Regions from separate parts of the Homo sapiens genome. Here regions 2 and 3 are each linked to region 1. A link is an interaction called in ENCODE POLR2A ChIA-PET data of the cell type or tissue named here. Cell type or tissue: Panc1. All regions are shown on one strand.

Region 1 (8,000 bases):
CTTGCCTGCTCTTCAGACCTTCTCTCTTGGGTTGCTTCTTCTAGGAACCCGGCCCTGTGAAAAGCCCAAGCCACAGGGAAGGCCACATCATGCGCTCTTACTTTTCTTCCACCTTATTGGCCACTCTCACCATCATTGCTGCATTTATTCCAGCACTACTCTATGTCAAAAAGCTTTACACACATAAGGTCATCTAATCTTCATCTAATGATCTCTGTTCCACCTATAATCCCTTCTTATATACTTTGTATTGATTTTGCAGAACATGGAAGCATATCTCTAATGGACTTCAAGCTCTAAAGGACATGAAATTGTCTCCATCCTTCTTCTCTTCCCCTTGCTTGGTAGCAGTTGAAGGACACCCAGGATCTCAGCTCAGGGGAAAACAGAAGGTCATACTGGAGTCTGAGAACCCTTAGTATAAACTCTCTAACTCCTGGAAACACTGTTAAGAATTATTGAAAGCGTGGAAATAAGGCTGGTCTGGAACTCCTGACTTCAGGTGATTCGCCTGCCTTGGCCTCCTAAAGTGCTAGGATTACAGGCGTGAACCACTGCGCCTCTCTGGAATTTGACCGTTTATGCTAAGGCATGTTGAGGCAGATTTTAGCCTCAGGTCTTCCAGGCCAATGGACCCCTCGCTTCTAAAAGAGTTCCAGCGTTGGGTTCTGATCATGTCCCAGTTTTTTGTTTTTTTTTTTTTAATAGAGACAGGGTCTTGCTATGTTGTTCAGGCTGGTCTCAAACTCCTGGCTCAAGCGATCTCCCGCCTCAGCCTCTCAAAGTGCTGGGATTACTGGTATGAGCCACTGTACTCAGTTTATGTCCCAGTCTTATTGGTTCCTGGGGGAGGAAATTGTTGGTTCCAGGTGTAGTTAGAGGTCAAAACGTTTTCTATTTTGCATGCTCAGGCTACATGACTTGCAATTTTGGTTCTGTTAAACCTACAAGGTAACTTTATTATTATTATTTTTTGAGATGGAGTTTCACTCTTGTTGCCCAGGCTGGAGTGCAGTGGTGCGATCTCGGCTCACTGCAACCTCCACCTCCTGGGTTCCAGCGATTCTCCTGCCTAGCCTTCCGAGTAGCTGGGATTACAGGCATGCGCCACCACGCCCAACTAATTTTGTATTTTTAGTAGAGTCAGGGGTTTCTCCACATTGGTCAGGCTGGTCTCGAACTCCCAAACGCAGGTGATCTGCCCGCCGCAGCCTCCCAAAGTGCTGGGATTACAGGCGTGAGCCACTGTGCTCGGCCAACATTTTGTTATCAACAGAATAGGCCCAGTTTGGGCTGGTCCCACAGCTACAGCATCCTTTATTCAGTTTATATATCCTCAATTTCTCAAATTTTCTTTGAGCCAGTTTTACCATCTTGCCAGCTCCCTGATAAATGAGTTAAATAAGTCTCTGAACCATGGGTCACATTGTATTTACATGAGAATTTTTTTTAATTTTTAATTTTTTTTTTGAGACAGAGTCTCACTCTGTCACCCAGGCTGGAGTACAGTGGCATGATCTCAGCTCACTGCAACCTCTGCCTCCTGGGTTCAAGTGATTCTCCTGCCTCAGCTTCCCCAGTAGCTCATAGCTCAACCTCCTAAATAGCTGGGATTACAGGGATGTGCCAACACCCCTGGCTAATTTGTGTATTTTTAGTAGAGATGGGGGTTTCACCATGTTGGCCAGGCTGGTCTCGAACTCCTGACCTCAAGTGATCCACCTGCCTCAGCCTCCCAAAGCACTGGGAGTATAGGTGTGAGCCACTGTGCCTGGCCAGCCTTATACATGCTAAAGAACATTACCTGCTTATTATTTCTTTATTTGAAGATAAAATCAACTTAGGCCAATTCATCATTTTTTTTTCTTTTTTGACCCTGAGTCTCGCTCTGTCACCCAGGCTGTAGTGCAGTGGCACTATCTCGGCTCACTACAGCCTCTGCCTCTCAGGTTCAAGTGATTCTCTTGCCTCAGCCTCCTGAGTAGCTAGGATTACAGGCCCCAGCCACCTTGCCCGGCTAATTTTTGTATTTTCAGTAGAGACGGGGTTTCGCCATGTTGGCCAGGCCGGTCTTAAACTCCTGACCTCAGGTGATCCGCCTGCCTTGGTCTCTCAAAAGTGCTGGGATTACAGGCATGTGCCACTGCGTCTGGCTCATCTTTTCTTTTAGTGAAAGAAATAAAATGCAAGAACAGAACTTATCCTAAAGTTAAATCATCCTAGTTCACAAAAGGAGCCTGAAAATGATAGAAGCATAAGGTATAGGAGAAGTCCTTTCCCCTAAGTCACTGCTGCAAACAGATCCTGGAAATAAATATTTGCACATAAACCTCTAAGTAGAGGCCATGATCAGAACCCAACACTGGAACTCTTTTAGAAGCGATGGGTCCATTGGCCTGGAAGACCTTTCCCTGCAGTTTGAAGAGGAATAAATACCACCTCAAATAAGGTGATTTGAAAAGGTGTTAAACAGGCAGGGCGCAGGGGCTCATGCCTGTAATTCTGGCACTTTGGGAGGCTGAGGCAGGAGACTCTTTGAAGCCAGGAATTTGAGACCCACCTGGGCTACACAGCCAGACTCTGTTTCTACAAAAACACACAAAAATTAGCCAGGCATGGTGGTGCACACCTGTGTGGTCTCAGCTACTACATAAGGATGACAAATAAAAGGAATAAGTTGGCTGGGTACGGTGGCTCACACCTGTAATTCCAGCACTTTGAGAGGCTGAGGTGGCAGATTGCTTGAACCCAGGAGTCTGAGACTGGCTTGGGCAAGATAGCAAGACCTTGTCCTTATTATTTAAAAAAATAAATAAAAAAGAAAAGAATTACCTATGGTATTTTTTTTTAATTAGAAAGGCAGCCAACTTCCAGAAGAAAAATAATAAAATAAAATAAAATAAAATAAAAGCCAATTAAATCCCTTGTAGGGGCCAAGGGCTTTGGTCCTCTCAAGGTTGCTGACAAATCAATTTGCAAAGGGCAGATTAATTGGAGAAAAGGCATACAAATTTATTTAACATGTATACACAAGCACTTTCAGATTGAAGACTCAAAGATACAGGAAAAATGGTTCATTTTTACGCTTAGGTTTGAAACCACTTTTGCATGAATGATAACAGTGAGAAAATTATAACAGTGGAAGAGATCTGATCTAACCAATGCCCATCTTGCGATTGTTTTTCTTTTGGTTTTGTTTTCGAGATGATGTCTTGCTGTCTCCTGGTCTGGAGTGCAAAGGCACAATCATGGCTCACTGCAGCCTCAATCTGGCGACACTCCCACCTGAGCCTACCAAGTAGCCAGGACTACAAGTGGGTGCCACCATGCCCGGCTAATTAATTTTTTTTTTTTAGTAGAGATAATCTTGATATGTTTCCCAGGCTGTTTTTGAACTCTTGGCCTTTGGCAATCCTCCCCCAGTCTGCAGTCTGCCTGCTTTGGCCTTTAAGGTGCTAGAATTACAAGTGTGAGCCACTGTGCTCGGCCTCCTCTCCTTTTTTGTGGCTATCTTGACACTGAGTTTTTGCGTAGTCCAGGCCAGTTGTTTTGTATAACATCCCATACTTCTGGGATTGTCTGATTGTTTTTTCTTTTTTTTTTTTTGAGACGGAGTTTTGCTCTTGTTGCCCAAGCTGGAGTGCAATGGCATGATCTCGCTCACTGCAACCTCCACCTCCCAGCTTCAAGCGATTCTCCTGCCTCAGCCTCCCGAGTAGCTGGGATTACAGGCATGCACCACCATGCCTAGCTAATTTTTTGTATTTTTAGTAGAGACGGGGTTTCTCCATGTTGGTCAGGCTGGTCTCAAACTGGCGACCTCAGGTGATCCGCCCGCTTCAGCCTTCCAAAGTGTTGGGATTACAGGCGTAAGCCACGGCGCCTGGCGTCTGATTGCTTCCTTATGATTAAACTGTCCTTTCCCCTAAGTCACTGCTGCAAACAATTTCTGGAAATAAACATTTGCACATAAACCTCTAAGTAGAGGCCAGGACTCAGCCAGGCGCAGTGGCTCACGCCTGTAATCCCAGCAGTTTGGGAGGCCAAGGCAGGTGGATCACTTGAAGTCAGGAGTTTGAGATCAGTCTGGCCAACATGGTGAAACCCTATCTCTATTAAAAGTAGAAAAAAAAATTAGCTGGGCGTGGTGGCACATGCCTGTAATCCCAACTACTCCGGAGGCTGAGGCAGGAGAATTGCTTGAACCCGGGAGGCGGAGGTTGCAGTGAGCCAAGACCGGGCCACTGCACTCCAGCCTGGGTGGCAGAGTGAGATTCCACCTGTCAAAAAAAAAAAAAAAAAAAAAAAAGAGGCCAGGACTCAGAGCATCCTGGTAACGGTTGTGCAGAATCCACACTCCAGCTGGGAACACTGGGGAAAGTGGAGCCCACCGTTTTCTCTCTCCTTACTGTCGGGTCAGGCTTCTGCCCACTAGAGGGCAGCCAAGTCAAAATCTTGATAGAAACAAGTTCTAAAGACTTACCCAGATTTGCTATCTCTTCTGAGATAGTGTTTTTTTTTTCTTTTTTTTTCCTCTTTTTTTTTTGAAATAAGGCCTGGCTCTGTCGCTCAGGCTGGAGTGCAGTGGCACGATCTCGGCTCACGGCAACCTTTGCCTCCTGGGCTCAAGCTATCCCCCTGCCTCAGCCTCACGAATAGCTAGGATTACAAATGCATGCCACCATGCCCGGCTAATTTTTGTAGAGACGGGGTTTCACCATGTTGTCCAGGCTGGTCTTGAACTCCTGGGCTCAAGAGATCCACCTGCCTTGGCCCCCGAAAGTGTTGGGATTACAGGCGTGAGCCATCAGGGGCGGCCTTCTGAGATTGTTAATGTGAAAAATTCTATCGAAGTTGTCTATCAAAGTTGTCATCCACCATTTGTCTCTTATGAGTGTTCTTTTTTTTGAGATGGAGTCTTGCTCTGTCGCCCAGGCTGGAGTGCAATGGTGCGATCTCGGCTCACTACAACCTCCACCTCCCAGGTTCAAGCGATTTTCCTGCCTCAGCCTCACAAGTAGCTGGGATTACAGGCTCTCGCCACCATGCTGGCTAATTTTTGTATTTTCAGTAGAGGTGGGTTTCACTATCTTGGTCAAGCTGGTCTCGAACTCCTGACCTCAGGTGATCCGCCCACCTTTGGCCTCCCAAAGTGCTGGGATTACAGGTGTGAGCCACCGTGCCTGGCCCTTTTGAGTGTTCTTTTGGGACCCTGTCAGAGCAACTTACTAAGTACTTCCTCTATTGTTAACTTGTTGAGTTGATGTCTCCTCTGAAATTTTGTGTATATTTTGAGGAGATGGACTATTTCTAGAGGTCTCTCCAGAACTGAAACTGTGGTTTCCTGTAAGTCTACGAATACTGACTTCTCTTTTTTTTCCCTTTGAGACAAGGTCTTGTTCTGTCACCCAGGCTGGTGCAATCATGTCTCACTGCAGCTTCGACCTCCTGGGCTCCACTGATCCTCCTACCTCCGCCTCCTGAGTAGTTGGGACAATAGGCATATGCCACCATGCCTGGCTAATTTTTTTTGTTTTTGGTATATTTTGTAGAGATGGGGTTTTGCCATGTTGCCCAGGTTCTGACTTTTAATAAATAAGAAATTTGGTCTCTGTATCTTTCTTTTCCCCTTTATACTTCACTGAAGAAAATGAAGGTGGGCTTCTTCATGGGGCTGGGCCAGTAAAATTAGGCTACACTCATATAAGCATTTCCCCAAATCCTCCTAATACCTCTTGTGAAAAAGGGTATCTGCCACATAATACCATCAATTCTGTGACAAATTATTCTAACCCGCTGGTTCTCCATCCTGTCTGCACATTGAAATCACAGGGGAATGACATCTACTGATGCCCCTGTCTCTCTCTCAGAGATTCTGAGTGGGGAGGGAATTTGTGTTGGTGTAAGTGTGTGCCCCACAAGGGAAGGACCTGCCCAACACACCGTGTGCTTTGCCCTCAGCAAGGAGCCACAGCTGCAGGTGGATTTCCACACCGGGATGGATGAGGACTCAGACATCGCTTTCCATTTCCGAGTGCACTTTGGTCATTGTGTGGCCATGAACAGCCATGAGTGGGGGGTCTGGAAGTGTGAGGTGAAATCTGACAATATGCCCTTTGAGGGTGGCCAATCATTTGACCTGCGCATCTGAGTGCTGGACAAGGAGGACCAGGTGAGCACCCCAGGAGCTCCCAGCATGCAGCCTCTGTGGACTCCCAGAGCAGGAGGTAGCTCTCCCTGCCCTGGCCCCACCAGTCCCTCGGGACCCATCTCCCATAACGACTCCTGCCCCAGGCTTTTCATCACAGAGCACCCTCTGCTTGCACTGCCACCCTCAGCTCTTTCCCAAATCTGACCAAGGTCAAGGTTGGTTCACTTGCCATTTCCCCCAAGGTGGAGAATCATTTCCATAGCTGTCATTTCTGCTCATGCTGTTATTTACATTTTCATGTGGCCAAATAGACAAAATACATGTATGAATCAAATTATTTTAGTCAGTCAAAAATTAACTCTTCCTTTCACTCCCGAACCTCACTCCTACTCCCCAGAACAACACTACCAGCTTCTCTGCTCTCCTTCCAGAGATAATCTACCATTAGAGAACCGTATATTTCCTCTTCCTCATTTGTATAATATGCTTTCATTCCTTTTTGTATATATGCCTATACACATATTCATATATACATATATGCATATATGCTTTCATTTCTTTTTAAACAAATGCTGTTATAAATGTCTTTGTACATTACACTTTGGAAACTAGAGTCGATTTATAGTCAAAGAACATATCTTGGAGAATTCATCTATCTATGGTGCTGCTTCATTTTTCTTTTTTTTTTTTTTGAGATGGAGTTTCGCTCTTGTTGCTCAGGCTGGAGTGCAATGGCGCAATCTCAGCTCACTGCAACCTCCACCTCACAGGTCCAAGCGATTCTCCTGCCTCAGCCTCCCAAGTAGCTGGGATTAAAGAGATGCACCACCACGCCTGGTTAATTTTTTGTATTTTTAGTATAGATGGGGTTTCTCCATGTTGGTCTGGCTGGTCTCGAACTCCTGACCTTAGGTAATCTGCCCGCCTTGGCCTCCCAAAGTGCTGGCATTACAGGCATGAGCCACTGCGCTTGGCCTGCTGCTTCATTTTTTAAAGATTGCATAATATGCCAGTAGAAGGATGATCCAAAATGATTGAACTTGACCGTTTTGATGGTTACTGCGTGGTTTTTAGTATTTTGCTCTCACAAAGGGTGCTGTATTAAGCTTTCTAATCAACTCTTTTGTAATTATCAACCTACCAATACTTACATTGGAGGATACTTGCAAAGACATAAAATAATTGGTTGAAAATTGTGTGAAAAATCTTAAAATTTCATAAATTAATACCTTTAAGATGACTTTCTTCATAGCTACAGCAATACAGATTATATTGAAATTTTCTCACCTTCTCTAACGGGTAGGCCAAAAGGTGAACATTTTATTCAGCTCTAAGTGAGGCATCTGTTCATATGCCTACTATAGGCTGCTAAAATAATATCCTATGTTTTGCAACATCTGTCCTGTTCCTCCTCTCTAAGAACACTTGGGTTTCATTCTTGGCCACCTCCAGCCCAGATCTGGGCTACTCCAAAGAGAAACTGGGCCATCAGCAGTGAATGGGAGTCACAGTTGGTGGAACTTAAAAGTACCCATTCAATAAACATTGTCAAGCACTAACCTCGTGGCAGGCCCTGTGCAAGATGCAGGAATTCAAGGTCAAGAGACACAATCCCTGGCCATGGGGATCTTCCAGGCTAGAGGGGAGATCCAGCAAACAGGGACCACGTGACATAGAGGGGTAGAGCCTCACTGGAAGAATGAGAGGAAACATTGAAAATGCAGTGAGCAACTGTCTCAGATAGCCACAAAATGTAGTCTGTAAACAGAAGTGAGTCTGCCGGGTTTTGATGTATAATTAGGAGTTTTCTGGGTGGGTGTTGTAGGTACTAGGGCAGAGTAGAGAGGAG
Region 2 (8,000 bases), 410 kb before region 1:
CACCGCTATGCCTGGCTAATTTTTTTTTTTAATTTTTAGTAGAGAGGGGGTTTCACCACGTTGGCCAGGCGAGTCTTGAACTCTTGACCTCAGGTGATCCACCCACCTCAGCTTCCCAAAGTGCCGGCATTACAGGCGTGAGCCACTGTGCCCAGCCCCATATAATATTCTGTTCCTCCATCTCCTGCTGCGCTGATGCGAGCCATCTCTTTGTAGCATCTCCTGGGGTGCCGGTGCCTGCGTTTCTTCAGGGAATATACCCAGGAGTGCGTAGCCCAGGGCAGAGGGTGGGGTAGCTTCAGATTTAGTGGGCGCTGCCACACAGCCTCCCAAGGTGGTCAAATCTGTGTATCCTCCTAGCGGTGGTGACTGAGGATCTTAGTTGCTCCACCTCCTCACCAACATTTGGTACCGTCAGACTTTTTGGTTGACCTTGGAACATTTTTATTCTTTTTTCCTGCAAAAGTAACACCACTGGTTATCATCGGGCTGAGCCCCTCATGTTATTTTGTCCTCCCCTTGCTCCTGTCCATTCCGACTCTCACCCATTCTGTGGACAGGAGTCAAGTGCTTATTCTTTTTTTTTTTTTTTTTTTTTTTTTTTTTGAGATGGAGCCTTGCTCTGTCACCAGGGCTGGAGTGCAGCAGCGCGATCTCAGCTCACTGCAACCTCCGCTTCCCAGATCCAAGCCATTCTCCTCCCTCACCCCCTCAAGTAGCTGGGATTACAGGCATGTGCCACCACGCACGGCTAATTTTGTATTTTTAGTAGAGACAGGGTTTTACCATGTTGGCCAGGCAGGTCTCAAACTCCTGACTTCAAGGGATCCACCTGCCTCAGCCTCCCAAGGTGCTGGGATTACAGACGTGAGCCACTGCGCCCTGCCCAAGCGTGTATTCTTTGACCAGCTTTGCGCTGGGGCCCAGCGACTGAAGGGTGAACCCAAACAACAGGCAGCCCTCCCCGAGCTCAGTCCAGTGGGAACACAGACCTCGACTGCAGAGCAACAGAAAGATAAGCCGGGCTGGAGGCTCCCGGCCCCCATCTTCCCACAGTGACCCCATTTTGGGAACAGGAACCCCCATCCCTCGTCTTGTTTCGGGATTAGGCTTCTCCAAATCTGGCACCCTATCACCTTGACTCCTCTCTTGCCCCCCCGCCACATCCAAAGTGTCTGGAAAGCCTGTCACTCTACATGACAATGTAACCTGGTGCTGCGGGCTCCTCTTCCTTGTCACTCCCCTTCCTCGTCATCCCCCTTCTTCGTCACCCCCCTTCCTCGCCACCCCCTTCCTGGTCACACCTCTTCCTCGTCACCCTTCTTCCTTGTCACCCCTCTTCCTCGTCACCCCCCTTCCTCATCATCCCCCTTCCTCGTTACCCCCCTTCCTTGTTACCCTTCTTCCTCGTGGCCCCCTAGTTCAAGCCACCCTCATCTCCCTCCTGGACCATTGAGGCGTGCTCCCTGCTCCCTTCTCCCCCACTGTCCCCACAGTTGTCCGCACACAGCCAGAGGTAGCCGTGCACACCTGGTCAGGGCAGGAACCCTCCCCTGGCTCCACCTCTCCCAGCAGAGAAGCTTGCAAGGTCCCAGGCAACCTGGCCACTTTCCTGCCTGCCCTGCTTCCCTCTTCTCCTGCCACCATTCCTGGAACATTCCAGGCAGGTCCTACCCCGGGGCCTTTGTTCTTGCTGCCCCCTGGGCAGGCAGCACCCTCCTTCCTTCTGTTCAGTCAGCCTCTGCTGACAGTGGCCCCCTTGGGGAGATGTTTCTTCCCGACCATGGGTCCCCAGGAGCAGCCCCTGTCACCCTCCCTCTAGCACCTTCCCCCGGTAACCCTCATGATGGTTACTTCCATTATGACATGTGGGTCTGTTGGTTTATTTTGTCTCCCGGCATAACGTAGCCTCAGGGCATGGGGGTAGGGGTAGAACCACAGGGCCTTGCCCTGCCCCTTGCTATGTTCTCAGGGATTGGAGTGTGGTAGTCTCTCAGTAAATGCTGGTTGACTGACTGACTGACTGACTGACTGAACTGTAGTAAGCTGGGCTGCCAGAGCGTCTAATGGGGACCCGCCCTGGGTGGGGCACACCGGGAAGGTTTTCCTGAGGAGGAAATGCCACTTGAAGGATGAACTTGGCCTCGACTAAGGGAGGAGGCTGAGGCAGCTGCCATTGCAGAGGTCTCCCGGCGGGGGAGTGCAGGGGGCCTTTGAGGAATTGAAGGAAGACAGGTAGGTCGGTTCTTGGGTTGGTCTGGATTCCAGTCTTGACAGCTGCTTGGGCCTCTCTCTGCCTCAGTGTCTTCCTCTCTAGAAGGTGGCTGCTTCAGGTGTTCCTGGACATTCCTGAAGTTCTGCTCCTAACACACTTATCCTGGTGCCTGATACATAAATATAAATGTGATTGTTTATTTTTTTCCAACAAATTTGGTGGAGTGCTGACCCGTGTGGCCTCCAGGGATGCGGTGGTGGATAAACAGACCCGGTTGCCGCCCATTTGGAGCCTGGCCTCTGGAGCCATCTGGGGCACCCCTGCTTGGAGGCAGGAGAAGGCCTGGTGTGACCTTGGGCCCGGGGAGTCCTTATTCTAGATCCGGGAAGCTCTTCAGGGTGATGAATAGGAAAGACGAATGGAGGGTTTGTGCGTGCCGGCCCTGTGTCCCGGCCAGTGCTCCCAAGCTGCTGCCTGGGCCTCCCTGAAATCCCAGGAGGTAGCTGCACCCGTGTGACCCATTTCACAGATTGGGAGGTGAGGGGGGCACCAATGCTAAGTCCTTCGCCCATTTTGCAAACTAGAGTAGATCTGGTGGTGTTTCCTCTGTGGTCTGATGTGTTTTTCTGGTAGCCAGTCAGGTGGGGCAGCTTTCAATTTGTTCTTCCAGACTCCTGTGAAGGAAGGGCCAGTTCAGGTCACTTTCCTTTTTTTTTTTTTTTGAGACAGAGTCTCACTCTGTCACCCAGGCTGGAGTGCAGTGGCACGATCTTGGCTCACTACAACCTCCGCCTGCCGGGTTCAAGCGATTCTCCTGCCTCAGCCTCCGGAGTAGCTGGGACTACAGTCGTGCGCCACCATGCCTGGCTAATTTTTTGTGTTTTTAATAGAGATGAGGCTTTGCCGTGTTAGCCAGGATGGTCTCGATCTCCTGACCTTGTGATCCGCCCACCTTGGCCTCCCAAAGTGCTGGGATTACAGGCGGGAGCCACTGTGCCTAGTGTCTTAGCCATTCCTGAGGTTTTTTTTTTTTTTTTGAGACAGGGTCTTGCTCTGTCACCCAAGCTGGAGTGCAGTGGTTCAAGATTGGCTCACTGCAGCCTCCACCTCCTGGGTTCAAGCAATTCTCTTTCCTCAGCCTCAGTAGCTGGGACTGCAGGTACACGCCACCACCCTGGGCTAATGGGCTAATTTTTTTTATTTTTAGTAGAGGTGGGGTTTCACTATGTTGGCCATCCTGTTCTCAAACTTTTTTTTGTTGTTGTATTTTTATAGAGATGGGATTTCACCATGTTGCCCAGGCTAGTCTCAAACTCCTGAGCTCAAGCCAGCTGCCCGCCTCAGCCTTCCAAAGTGCTGGGATTACAGGCATGAGCCACTGTAATGGGCATCCAGCCCATTCTTGACTTTTTGTAATTCCCTTTAAATATTAGACAAGCATGTTGTCAGTGTATGTACGTGTGCTCGTGCGCACACACCTGACACTGAGTCTCCCAATCCATGAACGTGGTATGTCTCTCCATTTGTTTATGTCTTCTCGTTCATACTTTTCCAGCCGACGCCTTGCCCACCTCTTGTGGGGTTTTTCCCAGGGTAGTTCATGATGTGGCAGGGAGTCTGTGCCCTCCACTCCCACAAGATGCCGTGCACCCTGGGTTTAGCCTTGCTGGCTGAGGACCTCATGGCGGTGGCAGGAGGCCACTTCTCCCATTCTCTGCTTCTTCCCTGGTACCGCCCCTGGACCCTGGCGGAGGGCGGGCAGGGTGCCCAGAAAGGAGGCTGTAATTTTCCTGAATGATTTCAAGGGCTAATTAAAGGTTTGCCTTGACTAATCAGCTTACGGTTTAATTATTAGGGAACAGGCTCTGGGATGCGGGAAGCAGCTCAGCTGGGGTCTCCCCACAGCGTGGCAGGAAGGAGCCAGGACCCAGCCCTACTCTGGGGGGCTGGCAGGATATGGGGATACCCCAGCACCCTCCAGTGGGTCAGTGGGGGGTTCTCCATCCCCCACTGAGCTGTGACAGGTGGAGGGCAGCAGGTGTGATGGAGATTACAGCCGATTCCTCCCCTGATTCACATCATCCCCCACAGCCCATGGCTGGCTGGGGAGGGGCTGGCCCTGTCCCTCCAGCAGCTTTGGCAGGGCCCGTCCCTCCCCACTTTCCTGCAGCACCCCAGCCTCGCTGGCCTTTGTGGAGTGCTCGGACTTCATTTATTCTGTGGGTCTTGGCTTAAAGGTCAGCACCTCTGGGAAGCCTCCTCGGGCCTCCCTCCTGTCAGAGCTGGTGATCAGCCGCACGGCCCCTTGCCAGTTCTTGGGATCATGGTTGTTCATCTGCTGCAACTCCTGCAGACACTGAGAAGTACACTGAGGGGGATGCCTGAGCTGGGCCAGTGTCGGGGTACCCAGCGGGATAAAGGGTTCGGGACCTGGGCTCCAAGGAGGGGGCTGGGAAGGGGTGTTCAGGGAGGACTGAGTGATGGCTTGGAGGCGGCTGGACCAGGAACACCTCATGGGAGTTTGCGAATGGGGAGGGGACTCTGGAGATGGCTGTGCCAGGCCTGACTTCATTCCTTGCATTCCTCAGCAGGCCCCAGACTCCTGATGGTCCTAAGTGGGGGAAGGTGAGCCAGAGAGGGCCTTCTGGGTACTGCCCTCCCCCCACTCCATCAGTCTGTCTCAGTCTCTCTTTACACCCTCCCCCATCCAGGTCTCAGGGCTGGATCCATCCTCCTGCCCACTCCCCAATCTCCTTATCCTTTGGCTGCGCCTTAGGGTCACCCGGGGTGGGAGGCACTGCAGGGGCCCAAGCTGGACCATTTGAAGCTGACTGTACAGCTGTGGGGTCTGGGCCTTGGGGTTTTTTAATGCTCCCCTGGCGACTCTGACATGCTTCTGAGCTGGAGTGAGGGCTGCTGGCCTGCAGGAATGGCAACAAATGTGTTTTAGCTTTTGGCATGTTCTGGGTGCTTTTCTAGGCTTCTGACATGGAGGGGTTAAGTCACGGCACGCTACGGGGACATGTGACTGTGATTCCTGTGTTCCAGATAAGGCAACTGAGGCCCAGAGAAGGCCTCGAGCTTGGCGATGGCAGTCTCTGTCACTGTCTTATCTTCCCATTTCTGGTCTGTCCAGATGTCTGTCTGGGCCTTCTCTGTTTCACCTCTGTCTCTCTCCCTGTTTTTCTGCCTCTTATCTCCCTTCCCCACCCCACCCTCCTGCATTTCAGCTTCCCTCCTCCCCTGGCAGAAACTTCCCAGATTTCTGTGTTTTGAGGCAGGATCTGGCTGAAGCCACAGAGGGGAGATGGGTTCTGCAGGCCCAGGACATCCTTCTGAGGGGAAGGATGCTGATGTCACCACGCTGGCCTCCCTAACAGCTCCTGACACGTGGAGTCTGGGGCTGGGGGCAACACACCATCTGACTGACAGTCCAAGGGTGGCTAGGGCTGGCTCTGCAAGTTTGCAGGGAGGACTGTCCCCACGGGTTGACTCTGACATGCCCTGTGACACCAGCCACCTCTACGGTCCCGGGAGTCCTCTACTGCCAGTTAATGTTTCAGCTTTTGTGGGTAGGACTGCCTGTCGGTCAGTAGTTTAATTGCAACAAAGGTTTGTGCTAGAAAGGCGAATATTACATTGCAAGAGCCTTTATTATTTGATGGGACTAGGGGGGACTGATAGCTGATGGTCCCGTATGTCCCCACTCACTGAGGGATGAGGGCTCCCCTTGCCTCCTCTCCCCCTACCCCTCTCCAGCGAAGGGCTCAGGAGTCCAGCTCCACCTGCAGCCTCTCCCTGCTCCGGCACAGCATCCTCTGACCTTGGGCGAGGCCCTGAGCCTCAGATGTTTTTGAGTTCCCACATCTGGAGCAGGAGGATAATGATTCCTGCTGCCTCCCAGGGTTGCTGGGAGGATGAAGTGAGTCTGCTGTGTGATGCTCAGAACAGGGCCACTGTCATTATGCCATTCTGGTTACTAGTACTCTTATTACCATTACACTTATTAGAGAGGCAGGATCCGTGCTTGGATTTAGTAGTTAGGATTCACAGGGTGAGTGATCCATAATTCTTTGCCATTACGATGAGGTCACATTTCCTTTGGTAAAATGTTGAACACCTTTGTATTATGGAAATGTTCACACATACCCAGAAGAATAGTCTCGCGCCCTCCTGGGGTCCCTGTCAGCAGCTCAGCAGGTAGCAGCTGTGGCCAGGCCTTGTCGCCTGTGCCTGCTCCTCACCTCCCTGCTTATTTCAGAGCAAATCCCAAACGTCGTACAGCCAGAAATATTCCACACTTTTCCAGAACAAGCCTGCCTCAGTCTCCTCATGCTTCCCCAGTTGTCTTATAATCCTTTTTTTTTTTTTGAGACAGAGTCTCACTCTGTCACCCAGGCTGGAGTGCAGTGGTGCGATCTTGGCTCACTGCAACCTCCGCCTCCTGGGTTCAAGTGATTCTCCTGCCTCAGCCTCCCGAGTAGCTGGGACTACAGGCGTGTGCCATGATGCCCGGCTAATTTTTGTATTTTTAGTAGAGATGGAGTCTCACCATATTGATCAGGCTGGTCTTGAAGTCCTGACCTCAAGTGATATAACCATCTCAGCCTCCCAAAGTGCTGGAATTATAGGCGTGAGCCACCGTACCCTGCCATAATCCTTTTTCATTTGTTTTTTGTTGTTGTTGTTTGAGACAGAGTCTCACTCTGTCTCCCAGGCTGGAGTGCGGTGGCACGATCTCGGCTCACTGCAACCTCCGCCTCCCAGGTTCAAGCACTTCTCCCTGCCTCAGCCTCCCGAGTAGCTGGGATTACAGGCGCCCGCCACCACGCCTGGCTAAGTTTTGTATTTTTTAGTAGAGACAGAGTTTCCTAGGCTGGTCTCGAACTCCTGACCTCAAGTGATCCACCCGCCTCGGCCTCCCAAAATGTTGGGATTATAGGCGTGAGCCACGGCGCCCGGCCCATTTGTTTGATTTGGGTCTGGACAAGGTCTACACTTTGCATCCGGTTGATAGGCCTCTTTTTTTTGTTTTGTTTTGTTCCCTTTGTTACCCAGGCTGAAGTGCAGTGGAGCGATCAGAGCTCACGTGCAGCCTTGACCTCCCCTGCTCAAGCAATCCTCCCGCCTCAGTCTCCTGAATAGCTGGGACCACAGGTGTGCGCCGTCATGCTCAGATACTGGCATCAGCTCTTTGGCGTGCATGTTGTCGTAGTTTTTCTACAGGCGACCTAGGCCATTTGTCCTGGAGTTTTGCAGTCTGGGGCCAGCTGATACATCCTTGTGGTGTCATTGCACGTGTTCTCTGTCTCTGTGCTTCCTGTAAGTTAGGACTTAGGTCTAGAAGCTCGATCTGATGCAGGTTCAGTTTCTTCTGGCAAGCACGCTTTCTTAGGTGGTTGCTTGGATGAGCATCAGAATTACTTACATGTCTGTATGACTGTCAAGTTCAGTTTTCAAGTAAAAATTAAGTTTTTTTTAAAAAAGCGAGTGGGTTGAGAAGAACACTCTGAAGTCACTCCTAGTAAGGCTGGTACCCAGATCCAGCAGAAGTAGGGTGGGAGGGACCAAAGGACTGAGGCTCGGGTCCCCCCTTCCCCACCCCCCGGGGCCTGGGAGCAATAGGCTGGGTGCCCCGGCTTCAAGTAAACCAGTGGCATTAACATGTGGGCCTCTGGTTCCTGCTTTGCTAGGGCCACAGGCTTCCAGCTGAGAGCTGCTGCCACCCACCCTGGCAACCCCTTCCGCATCGCGTGGTGGTGACACCTTCAGAACAGAGTGGTCT
Region 3 (8,000 bases), 630 kb after region 1:
GGCAACACAGCAAGACTCCATCTCAAAAAAATAAAAATAAAAAATAAAACGAATAAAATAAAGCTGATAACAGTCCCTTCCTGAAACTAACCCCCTTCTTGCTCAGGGACTGACTGACACTGCCTTTGTATAACTAATGAAAGACCTCAAGGTTAGAATTGTGGTAGGGGCCTGAATTCTGCTAAGATGAAGGCATAGTTAAACTCTAACAGCCATTGTTTCTTCTAAGATGTGGATATAGTTAAACTCTAACAAGTCATTGTTTTATAACTTGCCTTTTTTTGTAACTGCTTATTACTCAGAAATCATATAGCCAATGGTCACAAGATTTATAACTTCCCCAATTCCCCCATGGACAACATCACTATTGTACAGTCAAAGACTGGTATTTGAGACATTTTCCAGACCTTGCATTCCGTATGGACCAACTGGCGCCACCTGGACCAGCAACTGACACCCAGGAGCTGACTTAGCACAGAAGACAGTTTCGATCCCCTATGATTTCATTCCTGACCCAACCACTCAGCATTCCTCATTCCCTAGTCCCCTGCTTGCCAAACTATCCTTGAAAAACCCTAGCCTCCAAATTCTTGGGGATGTGGATTTGAGAAATATCTCCTGTTCTTCTCACTTGACTGGCCCTGTGATTATTAAACTTTCTCTGCTGTAACTCCTGCTGTTCTTGGTGTCTTGGCTTTTCTGGGCAGCAGGCAAGAAGAACCAGTTGGGTGATTACAGCAAGGATGGATTTCTTGCTCAGTTATGAGATCCTTCTTTGTAGCAGGCCATTATCCCCATTATCAGCCATCCTTGACTGCTTTTGTCCAGAAGCACACCTCGCAACTTGTCTGAAGTGCAACCTACACCCACCCCAGTAGGAATTGCCCTGGGACATGACTGAGCTCTTCAGGCCCACGGCAGTGTCAACTGTGAGTCATGTAAAGGAGAAATGTCAAAGAAAAAAAATGAGACAAAAAATAGAGCCAAGGAAGACTCTGGGGATCTTCCAGGTTGTACAAACCAAAATAGGTTTTTGTTTGTTTGTTTGTTTTTGTTTGTTTATTTGTTTTTTTGAGACAGAGTCTTGCTCTGTCGCCCAGGCAGGAGTGCAGTGGCACAATCTCGGCTCACTGCCAGCTCTGCCTCCCGGGTTCACACCATTCTCCTGCCTCAGCCTCTGGAGTAGCTGGGACTACAGGCACCCGCCACCACGCCTGGCTAATTTTTTTTTTGTATTTTTAGTAGAGACAGGGTTTCACCGTGTTAGCCAGGATGGTCTCGATCTCCTGACCTCGTGATCCGCCCGTCTTGGCCTCCCAAAGTGCTGGGATTACAGGCTTGAGCCACTGCTCCTGGCCCAAAATAGGTTTGGGGGAAGGAAAGAGAGTGAAGGAATTACAAACAGATCCATCAACACCCTCCTTATCCTCAAAGTTTACTGTTTTTGTTTTATTTTGTTTTGTTTTGAGACAGGGTCTTATTCTGTCACCCAGGCCAGAGTGCAGTGGCGTGATCATGGCTCACTACAACCTCAACCTCCCGGGCTCAAGTGATTCTCCCACCTCAGCCTCCCAAGTAGCTGGGACTACAGGGCATCCACCATCATGCCCAGCTGATTTTTTAAAATTTTTTTGTAGAGATGGGGTCTCACAATGTTGCTCAGGCTGGTCTCAAACACTTGGGCTCAAGCAATCCTCCTGTCTTGGCCTCCCAGAGTGCCAGGGTTACAGGCATGAGACACTATCCCTGGCTTACTGTGTTTTAAAGAAGCCAAAGAAGTACTTCAGTGCCCTGACATGATCTTTGCTGACAGTCAGATCTCCAGGCACGTTCAAAGGCGATTTGTCATATAATGATACATCCATTTCAATCCACTGGTCCAGGAGCTGCCTTTGGGGCATTAGGACAGCTGGGCCTCACAAGCCACTTCTGTTCTAGCCCACTCCTCAGGGCAGTTGACAGAACACAATGAGAATGTTCCAGCAAAGAAGTGTATACCTAAAGGTGAGTCACAGGTACTCAAAAGAAAGCAATACTGGTATGCACAAAATGAAAAGCTTCCCGGTAGATATTCCCATACCAGCTTCTTTTTTGCCCCATCCTCTGGCTTCTAACGGCCTCTTGCATCTTTCCTTGGCCAATTCTTTTCTCTCTCCATGTTTATTGTCTCACCTCTCTTCCTCTCAACCCCAGTCCTTATTCTCATCTTCTGCTTCAGATTCCTGTCTTCTTTCTTTCTTTTTTTTTTTTTTTTTTTGAGATGGAGTTTCGCTTTTGTTGGCCAGGTTGGAGTGCAGTGCTGCAATGTTGGCTCACCGCAACCTCTGCCTCCCAGGTTCAAGCGATTCTCCTGCCTCAGTCTCCCAAGTAGCTGGGATTACAGGCATGTGCCACCACGCCCAGCTAATTTTGTATTTTTAGTAGAGATGGGGTTTCTCCATGTTGGCCAGGCTGGTCTCAAACTCCCGACCTCAGGTGGTCTGCCCGCCTCAGCCTCCGAAAGTGCTGGGATTACAGGCTTGAGCCACTGCGCCCGGCCAATTCCTGTCTGTTTTCAAGAAAAAGGATCCATTCCCTTCTTGATCGTCATGTCCATCTTGACTCTTGCATGATCAACACCCTCTGTCCTACCCTGCAATCACCCTACCTCTTCCTCCTCACATTTATTGTCCCTCAGTGACAAATTTCTCCCCTGTTCTTTGCTTTTCAAAAGCAAGAACTAAGACAAATTTTGAGGCCAGGGGCAGTGGCTCATGCTTGTAATTCCAGCACTTTGCGAGGCTGCTGTGAGAGAATCGCTTGAGGCTGAGTTCAAGATCAGCCTGAGCAACAGAGTGAGACCCCGTCTCCACAACAACAACAAAAAAGACAGAACAGCCAGGCGTGATGGCATGCACCTGTGGTCCCAGCTATTCGGGAAGCTAAGATGGGAGGATCACTTGAGCCTGGGGAGGTTGGGGCTGCAGTGAGCCATGATCATGCAACTGAGCTCTAGCCTGGGCGCTCTAGCCTGCCTCCAAAAAAAAAAAAAAAAATTAAACTTCGAGATTATGGAGAGCTTCCTGATTGTTAAATATATCCTCAGACGGGGATGGTGGTGCACTCCAACTCTATGCCGATAGAAGCTCCTGTACTTACAACCCTTCCAGACCTCATCCTATGCACCTCTTCATCTGTTCCCTTGTACCCTTTATATTAAACTGGTAAACATAAGTAAAGTGTCTTCCTGAGTTCTGTGAGCTGTTCTAGAAAATTATCGAACATTATGAGGGAGGCATGCAAACCCCCCGATTTATAGCTGGTTGGTCAACCAAAAGAGTCAAACTCTGTAAAATATTTGAAGAGATTTATTCTGAGCCAAATACGAGTGACCATGACCCATAACACAACCCCAAGAGATCCTGGGAACACATGCCCAAGGTCATTGGGGCACAGCTTGCTTTTATACATTTTAGGGAAACATGAGACATCAACCAACACGTGTAAGATATACACTGGTTTGGTCTGGAAAGGTGGGACAACTGAAAGCAAGGCAGTGGGGTGGAAGGGAGGGGAGGTGGGGATTCCAGGTCATGGATGGATTCAAAGATTTTCTGATTGGCAGTTGGTTGAAAGAGTTTAACTAAAGACCTGGAGTCAATAGAAAGGAGTATCTGAGTTAGGATAAGGGACCAAGTTCTTTTTTTTTTTTTTTTTTTTTTTTTGAGACAGGGTCTCACTCTGTTGCCCACGCTGGAGTGGAGTGGCCCAATCTTGGCTCACTGCAACCTCCGCTTCCTGGGTCCAAGTGATTCTCATGCCTCAGCCTCCCTGTAACTGGGATTACAGGTGCGTGCCACTGCAAGAAATTTTACTATCTATTCTCTCTGAAGCCTGCTACCTGGAGGCTTCATCTCCATAAGAAGAACCTTGGTCTCGGCTGGGTGCAGTGGCTTATGCCTGTTAATCCCAGCACTTTGGGAGGCTGAAGCGGGTGGATCACCTGAGGTCAAGAGTTGGAGACTAGCCTGGTCAACATGGTGAAACCCCGTCTGTACTAAAAATATAAAAATCAGCAGCTGGGAGTGGTGGCTGCCTGTAGTCCCAGCTACTCAGGAGGCTAAGGCAGGAGAATTGCTTGAACCTGGGAGGTGGAGGTTGCAGTGAGCCAAAATCATGCCACTGCACTCCAGCCTGGGCACAGAGTGAGACTCTGTCTCAAAAAAAAAAAAAAGAATTTTATTTTTGGTTTACATTGGTCAGAAGTATGGGAGTCCTGGGACTTGCAACTGGCATCTGAAGTTGGTGGGTGGGGCAGTTTTGAGCCCTTCAGCTGTGGAATCTGCCCTAACTCCAGGTAGTATCAGAATTGAACTGAATTGTTGAATATCCAGTTGGTGGCCAGAGAATCAGAGAACTGGCTGTTGGTGTTGGAAAACATCCCAGGAGTCCTTGAAGTAGGAGAACAGAGAACCAAAAAGAGCATGAGAACCAGAGACAGAGTAAAAAGGATTCAAAGATGAGCTGTTCTGGAGTTTACCCCCTTACACACTCATCACCTATGGACAACCCACCTTTCAATAGACTTGGATCCTTATAGGCTCCCTGAATGGAGGCTGGATGAATTGGACACCTTGTGTGGATAAAGCATGAAAGAACTTCCACGTAAAACAAGATGGAACCAAACAGACACAATTGGAAACATCCCTATGGGCACCAATGGACCTACCTGCACTGTCCCTTAGGTATGGAGTCAGCAAATTCCACTGCAGTATCCCAAGAGTGAACAGGGTTTAGCAGGAGATCCTTTCACAGAGAAGAATCCTTCTAGGAAGTGCCCACTGAAACATCCAGTTAATCTAAGATTTAGGCACTGAGAATGGAGCACAGAAATTTTTTTTTTTTTTTTTTTGAGACAGGACCTCACTCTGAAGCCCATACTGGAGTGTAGTGGTACTTACATGGCTCACTGCAGCCTCAACCTCCTGGGCTCAAGCAATCCTCCCATCTCAGCCTCCTGAGTAGCTGAGACCACAGATATGTACCACCACACCCAATAATTTGTCTGATTTTTAGTAGGGACAGAATCTCACCATGTTACCCAGGCTGGTCTCAAACCCCTGGGCCCAAGCGATCCTCCTGCCTCAGCCTCCCAAAGTGCTGGCCTTATAGGCGTGAGTCACTGTGCCTGGCTGCAAATTCTTATATCAAGACTTCATCCTTCTTTCTGTTTATAAATATCTGGAAGTTCCATGGAGCTATACCAGATGTCAGGAAGGGCCTCATTCAGAGTCTCATCTCTTGTTTTTCATGGTAATTAAAATCTTAAGGTTGGCCGGGCAAGGTGGCTCACACCTGTAATCCCAGCACTTTGGGAGGCTTAGGCAGGCAGATCACAAGGTCAGGGGATCGAGACCATCCTGGCTAACAGGGTGAAACCCCATCTCTACTAAAAATATAAAAAATTAGCCAGGCGTGGTGGCGGGCACCTGTAGTCCTAGCTACTCGGGAGGCTGAGGCAGGAGATTGGCATGAACCTGGGAGGCGGAGCTTGCTGTGAGCCGAGATCGTGCCACTGCACTCCAGCCTGGGCAACAGAGGTCAGGCTGGCTCAAAAAAAAAAAAATTAGCCAGGCGTGGTGGCGGGCACTTGTAATCCCAGTTTCTTGGGAGGCTGAGGCAGGAGAATTGCTTGAACCCAGGAGGCAGAGGTTGCAGTGAGCCAAGATGATGCCATTTCACTCCAGCCTGGGTGAGAGACAGAGACTCTGTCTCAAAAAAAAAAAAAAAAAAAATTAAAGAGAATAGCTTCCTGTTGGTCCCCAGCCCAGAGCCAAGCAGCTCTGTGAGTGACATTAAGCTGGATGAAGATGACATAGCAGAGCAAATGGCAATGCTATCTTCTAACCAGAATTGTCAGTAATTTACCTCCAGCCCTGCCAAAGCCCAGGAGGAGGCTTAATTGAGGAAGGGATATTTGCAGGCCACAAATCAAAATGACATAAATAATTATGAAAAACAGGCTGGGCACAGTGGCTCACGCCTATAATCCCAGAACTTTGGGAGGCTGAGGTGGAGAGATCACTTGAGGTCAGGAGTTCAAGACCAGCCTGGCCAACATGTATTTTTTGTAGAGATGAGGTCTCACTATGTTGCCCAGGTTGATCGCCAAATACTGGCCTCAAGCAATCCACCCACCTCCCACAGCATTGAGATTGTAGGTGAGAGCCCCTGCCCCGGCCTCAAATTTCCCCTTTTCATAAGGACACCTGTCATATTGGAGTAGGGACCCACCTTACTCCAGTATCACCTCATCTTAACTACACCTGCAACAACCCTATTTCCAAATACAGTCAGAGGCACTGGGAGTTGGCACTTCAACATGTGAATCTGGGGGGTGGGGTACCCACACCAGGCTCATAGACAAATAGGTTTCAAAATATGTAGATAATTTTCAATTAATCTGAAGACCGTCAAAGAGAAAAATTCTAACAGCTTTCAGAAACTAAACAACACCAGACTTGTCAGCAGCAACAACAGATGCAAGAAGACAATGGGGTAGTATTTTGTTCAAAGAATAAAAGGAAAACACTTGGAACTTAGAGAATTTTATGTCTAGCAGAACTGTCATTTAAATGTGAGGGTACATAAAGATATTTTCAGATATAAAAAAGTGTCAAAAATTTATCCCGGGCCAGACGTAGTGGCTCAATGCCTGTAATTCCAGCACTTTGGAAAGCCAAGGTGGGCGGATCATGAGGTCAGGAGTTCGTCACCAGCCTGGCCAGCACAGTGAAACCCTGTCTCTACCAAAAATACAAAAAAAAAAAAAAAAAATTAGCCGGGTGTGATGGCAGGTGCCTGCAGTCCCAGCTACTTGGGAGGCTGAGTCAGGAGCATCACTTGTACACGGGAGGTGGAGGTTACAGTGAGCCAAGTTCCCACCACTACACTCCAGCCTGAGCAACACAGTGAGACTCTATCTCAAAAAAAAAAAAAAAGTTTACCCCACAAAAACCTTCAAAAATAATCCTGGAGGAAGTATTACAGCGAGAAGAGAAACAACTTATGAGACACAGCAAATAATAGTGACTACATTTCTATGATAAATAAATAATGCCCCCAAAAGGCATATTTATACAAATCCAAAATCAAAAGTCTAAAAAATATCAATATGGCAGTTTCAGGGCAAAAGGAAGCAGAGGGGAGAATTTATGGGGTAGAATAAACACAAATTAGTCTGAGCATGTTAGGAATAACTACTATAACTTTTTAAAATTTTTTTAAATTAAATAATTTTCAAATCAGAAGTAGAAAATAATCAATGTATTCATGGAAGCAAGGAAAGGAGAAAAAAAGAGAGTATGGTAAATAAAAGACTGAAAAGAGTCCAAAAAAAAAAGTCTTTTGTTGTTGTTGCTGTAGAGATGGGATCTTGATCTGTTGCCCAGGCTGGAGTGCAGTGGCTCAGTCATAGCTCACTGCAAACTTGACCTTCTGGGTTCAAGCAATCCTCTTACCTCAGCTTCCCAAGGTGCTGGGATTACAGGCATGGGCCACTGCACCTAGCCAGGAAAATGCATTTAAACCTGGGCTTTCAAGAATTTCCTTAGGGCTGGCCACGGTGGCTCACACCTATAATCCCAACATTTTGGGAGGCCAAAGTGGGAAGATCAGGAGTTCCAGATCAGCCTGGCCAACATGGTGAAACCTTGTCTCTACTAAAAATACAAAAATTAGCTAGGCGTGGTGGCAGGCTCCTATAATCCCAGCTACTTGGGAGGCCGAGGCAGGAGAATCGCTTGAACCCAGGAGGGAGATCTCGGTTGCAGTGAGCTGAGATTGTGCCACTGCACTCTAGCCTGGGCAAGATAGCGAGACTCCATCTCAAAAAAAAAAATTCCTCATATAAAATCCCAAGGAACATAAGTTGATATTTTAAAAAATCACTAACAGGAAATAAACTACATAAGCAGAAGCAATAAGCCTCAGAATCAGACTCACAAATGGCACAGCCACTG

What was found. Peaks named below come from ENCODE experiments on the same cell type or tissue, not always from the same donor. Only the 100,000 strongest peaks of a DNase experiment are listed, where the experiment ranks them.
Region 2: POLR2A ChIA-PET joins it to region 1 with 5 read pairs; 2 of 35 experiments call an interaction of 5 or more read pairs at or near these places.
Region 3: POLR2A ChIA-PET joins it to region 1 with 10 read pairs; 1 of 35 experiments calls an interaction of 5 or more read pairs at or near these places.

Annotation. Positions count from the first base shown.
Region 1 is chr19:39,547,185-39,555,184 of GRCh38, forward strand. It overlaps LOC105372399 (a long non-coding RNA gene), which reads left to right and starts at 273. Exons shown (of 3, transcript XR_935966.3): 1 at 273-392; 2 at 5,962-6,172. RefSeq lists an enhancer at 5,434-5,523. In Panc1, no CTCF peak of the experiment used is centred here; a DNase peak (open chromatin) is centred at 4,467; H3K27me3 peaks cover 2,393 bases.
Region 2 is chr19:39,134,748-39,142,747 of GRCh38, forward strand. The region is part of intron 1 of PAK4 (p21 (RAC1) activated kinase 4); the gene reads left to right. PAK4-AS1 (PAK4 antisense RNA 1) reads right to left here and starts at 1,816. Exons shown (of 2, transcript XR_007067254.1): 1 at 1,675-1,816; 2 at 1-457. RefSeq lists enhancers at 394-1,139, 4,290-4,879. In Panc1, no CTCF peak of the experiment used is centred here; no DNase peak of the experiment used is centred here.
Region 3 is chr19:40,177,003-40,185,002 of GRCh38, forward strand. No RefSeq gene overlaps it. Among named protein-coding and RNA genes, the nearest start is that of MAP3K10, 10 kb to the right of the region's middle. In Panc1, no CTCF peak of the experiment used is centred here; DNase peaks (open chromatin) are centred at 873 and 1,915; H3K27me3 peaks cover 1,291 bases.